2 separate regions of the Homo sapiens genome follow, and region 2 is linked to region 1. A link is an interaction called in ENCODE POLR2A ChIA-PET data of the cell type or tissue named here. Cell type or tissue: MCF 10A. All regions are shown on one strand.

What was found. Peaks named below come from ENCODE experiments on the same cell type or tissue, not always from the same donor. Only the 100,000 strongest peaks of a DNase experiment are listed, where the experiment ranks them.
Region 2: POLR2A ChIA-PET joins it to region 1 with 5 read pairs; 2 of 35 experiments call an interaction of 5 or more read pairs at or near these places.

The regions. Positions count from the first base shown.
Region 1 is chr1:210,476,107-210,478,606 of GRCh38, forward strand. All of the region lies in intron 8 of HHAT (hedgehog acyltransferase), which reads left to right. Among named protein-coding and RNA genes, the nearest start is that of HHAT, 150 kb to the left of the region's middle. In MCF 10A, no CTCF peak of the experiment used is centred here; a DNase peak (open chromatin) is centred at 1,445.
Region 2 is chr1:210,281,716-210,284,215 of GRCh38, forward strand. No RefSeq gene overlaps it. Among named protein-coding and RNA genes, the nearest start is that of LINC02602, 10 kb to the right of the region's middle. In MCF 10A, no CTCF peak of the experiment used is centred here; no DNase peak of the experiment used is centred here.

The sequences.
Region 1 (2,500 bases):
TTTTTTCTTCCTGTTAGACCAAGAAGAAAGGCAGAAGTTTTCTTATCCTTTTTGTGAGTCCTGAGATTGCAGACGATTACAGCTACAGACAACATTTGTTTTGTGTTGCTATGCAGACCTACTGTCATCTTTATTCTAATCCACCTGTCTGTACAGACATTCAAAGACTTTCTCTTGGTATACTAACAAATTCTCTGATACTGTCCAACTGCTTACCTAATGAATAAGATGAATACTTTGTCTTCTGCTAAGAACCACAAACTGTAATTACCTGCAGGGTAAAAGTTAAGACAAATTCTCTGGTTGTCATGCTTGCAAACAATGCTTTATTCTTTAGCATGGTGTATAAGCCTGGCTCCAACCTTCTATTAGAAATTCCTCTCACTCACCTTACTGGCAATAGTGCAGAACAAGTCTTCATTCCTCAGTCCAGCCTATGCAGCTCTCTTACAAACCTCCATGACTTGGGTGCTGGCTTTTTAGTACCATAGGGCACACTCTCTGGACCCTTCTAATATCAGGCAAAATACCACTGAACTTCCGGAGGCCAGGGACTGCTATACCTTACTGTTTTGTATTTGATATTTTGCTTTAACACAGCCAGTGTTTTGGTATTTAGCAAGAGCCTTGCATTAGATTCTTGGTGTCATAAGTAAGATCTGAGGAACAGCCACATCAGTTTCTCCTGGGAGCTTGTTAGAAATTCAGGATCTTGGCTGCCAACTAAAACCCATGGAATCAGAATCTGCTTTTCAGCAAGATCTCCTATGAACAGTGTATGCATATTAACATTTGAGAGTCACTGGGCCAGATGACTTCTCAGGACTTCTCCTCCTTGACATGCCACGGCTCCATAGACTGCCTGGATGATGGCCATGAGTAACTGTAAATATGTTTGAATATTCAATATCTTACATTCACATGGATCACAGGGACCAGGACCCTGAAGAACTTAAATGGGAGTTTTTACTGACTTTACCAGGGGATGGGACCACAAAAGGACTGAAGAGACAGGTGACAACAAACTTGTTGACCAGCTCTAAGGCAGGGAGGGTGCTGGAGGGCAGCTCTTTGGAGGAGGTAAGGAATCAGGGAAGCTCGACTTACAGGTGCTCAAACCATATAAAGGCAACTGATCTACAGCCACAAAAACTTGGGAAAAATGAGTTGCCCCATTTGTTGTCACAGGATGCATTTGGCCTCCAATTAGTTTTCCTGTATATGACTTCTCCCCTTCTCTGCCTTCTTCCCACTGTTTCCCTAGAGTTGCTTTTTGTGTGTAAGAAGCCCACAGGGGAGGGACTCTGCCATTCAGGAAGAAATGCCCAGTTCCTGGTTTCTGGCCGAGTCCTGTAGGCATCCTTCTGTGGATTTTGGAGGATTGCCCACCTGATGTCCACTGCAGGGAGGGATCTAGTTTCCTGTGAGACTATTTACATAGGAGAGCTGACCTACCAGACTTCTGGAAAGCATCATCAGGGGCATGGCCTTACTGTTGAAATAGAGATGACAAGTTCAAGTAGGCATTCCATTTCTGGGAAACTTGCTAGCTGCAGGCTACAGAGGATTTGCTAAGAAGTTAATTAAAATATACATCGTGGGTATCCTACAGGTGGCGCCTGGGTTGTGATTAGTGAGTGATTGCGAGGCAGTCAGGCAAGGTTGCTTGCTGCATTATTTTAATCGAGGTTCTTCAGCTGGGAGTGGGGAACAGGGTTGTCATTAGGAGACTAAGGGAAATGGACTTGCAGAGGCTTGGTAATGGGGGCAGTAGCTCAGATCTTATGACACATTGTCATCATAATGTAAATCTGCAAATAATACTTGTCTAGTTGGTGGCTGACTTAATTGGTAGCAGTAATTGTCATAGCAATATATTTCCAAGATTCCTTGTATTTATGTTGCAGTTGGGATTAGGTCCCCTTCTTGCAGTCTGGTTTTAATGAAAAAACTGAGAGCTAAGATCTTAGGTTCCCCAGGATTTCTCAAGTGAGTTCCTACTACAGAGTGGGATGTGGTATATTTGAGACAGATGTATTTCCTCCTGAGTTGTGTGGTCACTCACTCTAATAGGATTGATCCAGAGGGAAATTCAAGGGACTGGTTTTATATGTTATGTTTTTTGTGTGTTTCATTTTCTATTAGATAGCAGATTTAATTTTCCGAAAGTTTTTAGCGAGATCATTTGCCAATATTTGCCTTTGGCTCAATCATGATCAACTAAAATGTGGCCTAGGTGCCTTCCTTCCTCAAGGCTGTTGGTTGTGAGAGTCCTATCAGTAGAACCAAGAAACTGGACCAGCCCCTTTCCTGGTTTGAGTAAAGACTTCAATTAGAGTTATAAGTGGAATTTGGCTGTGGTCCTTGGCTATTGGGATGGTGAAATAGGAAGGTGAGGGGCCGAATCTCTGGAATCTAAGAAAATCTTTAGCAGCCTAAGGGTTCTAGGTCTCTTGCCTGTGCTTCAGAGGAGAGGGAAGGATGTTAGGTGAGGTGGAGA
Region 2 (2,500 bases), 190 kb before region 1:
AAAGGAGATGACCTAATTTTTAGTTTCTAGTGAGGAAGGGATCCATTGTGTGGTTTATTTATACCCAGTTCCCTCCAGAAAAGCCTTGGGACAAATATAAACATTTCAACATATGTAAACCTATGTTTTAGGCATTAAACAGCAGGAGAGAGAGCAGGGAGTGATCCTGGGGTGCTTGCACAGACCTTGCTCAGCTGTGGAAATCAGCATTAGCATTTGGCTCTATTCCAAAAAGCTCCTTCATCACCTTCAGAGCATATCTCAGAATCTAATAATAATTTAAGTGAGTATTTTTGTCAAACTTTAAAAGCTTGGCACGTTCTGTCCTTTAATATCTTCCCTCAGAAAAGGAAAGCTGCTTAATAAGTCTCAATGGCAATGGATGGAATCATTAATCAAGAGGAAGAAAGTTTTTTTTAATAGTCATTTGACTTAATTCATCTTAATTTGTCTCCAAAATATTTTCCTAGGGAGGAATTGGACAATTCAAGTCTTTTTTGGTCATCAGCATTGATAAGGCTTTGGTCCTCAGGTAGTAGTGGGGTCATTGTAGGAAAGTTCCAGCTTCCAATTCTTTATGTAGTTTGGTTTTTTTGAATGTTGGTCAAAAACAAGATGGTGCAACTTTATCAGACGTTTTCAGAAATCATTAGGAATAAAAATTCCATTACGATCCCAAAATATGTATTAGTCCTATAGCAGACACAATTCATTGCCCACTCCCCATAGTCATTTTTCCTTCCCTTTCCCTCCATTCCTTTCCCTGGGCACATGACTACCCAGCTAAAGACCACATTTCCAGCCTCTTTTGCAGCACAAGATGGACACATAACTAAGTCTTGGCCAGTGAGATGTGAGCAGAAGTGGTACGTGTACTTTCTAGGTCATTCCTTTAGCAAAAGAATGTGTCCACTCTCACCTTTCTTCCCTTCCCATGAGCTGGAAGGTAGGAGTTATGGCAGGAGCTGGAGTAGACTGGGAGGTGAAGCCACATGCTGAGAATGGCATGGCAACAAGGTAGAAGAAACCTGTCTGTCCTACAAGATAGAAGAAGCCTAGATCTCCAACACTACAGAACCACCATACCAACCCTGAACCATCTACTCATTCTTTTATGTAAGAGAAATATGCTTTGTTAGAGACACCATTATTTTGGCCTTTGGTATAGTAGCTAAATCTGTACCCTAACCCATGTTGATCTCAGTCACACTTCTTCTTACTCCTAGTTACTCTTATTCTCTTCTGGGCTCCATTTCATTTTGCCAGCCAACCTCTGACATTTTGCTATCATGATACATTGCCAAAGCTGTTGCAGGTGAGCAGGGAGTACCTGGGCCAGCGGTGCAGGGGTAAAATAATTTACCAAGACAGTTGTAGACAAAAACAAAAGGCAGATTTATTAGAGAAAGTAGGAAAATACGTTGCAAGGAGGCAATGGGCAGCCAGCAGAAGAGAAGCTAACCGCCAGGAAACAGGCTTGCTGGAGATTCTATAGAAGAGTGTTTATGCTGTCTGTTGAAGAGGGCTTTGTGCAGTTCTGATAACACCAAGGTTGCAGTGAGCTATAATAGCTTGCAGGTGTCTGGTGATAGTTGGATGCAGGAAGATTGTGAGTTATTTGTGCAGGAGGGCTATGTGTCCTGGACCATGAAGAAAGGAAGACTTGTAGTTTATCTGCTTTCTTTTTTTTTCTTTTTTTTTTCTTTGAGATGGAGCCTTGCTCTGTTGCCCAGGCTGGAGTGTAGTGGCATGATCTCAGCTCACTGCAACCTCTGCCTCCCAGGTTCAAGCAATTCTCCTGTCTCAGCCTCCTGAGTAGCTGGGATTACAGGCACACACCATGACGCCTGGCTGATTTTTGTATTTTTAGTAGAGACAGGGTTCACCATATTGGTCAGGCTGGTCTCGAACTCCTGACCTCAGGTGATCCATCTGCCTCGGCTTCCTGAAGTGCTGGAATTACAGGCGTGAGCCACCACACCCGGCCGTTTATCTGCTTTCTCTCTTTGCTTTCCCTTGGTCCTGCCAGCCTAACTCTGTTTCTCTAATTAGGACTCCACAAAAGCTTCCTCAGTCACTCGCCCTTCCTGCAGCTTATATGACTTCCTCATCCAATCACCACTCCACATCTCATTCTCAATTCTCCACCATGGCCTACCTCTAGATAATCCGTGATCTCTAACTTCTGCAAAGGATTCATAGAGATAAAGCAACAAAAGCTGCCAATATTTATTTTAACACTTAACACATGCCAGTTTCTATTCTAAACTAATTATGTATGAATGTAATGTCTAAACTAATTACATCTCATTTTAACCTTTCACCAGCCCTTCAAGGTAAGTAGTTTTATTCCCTCCATTTTGAAGATGAGGAATCTGAGGCACAGACAGGTGAGGGGATGCCCTTCCCACTCATCCTGACAGCAGTTCTGACTCCAGAAACCCTAAACAGAGACAAGCAAGATCAGAAAAGTCCGTGAACGAGGCAGGTGAATTGCTAG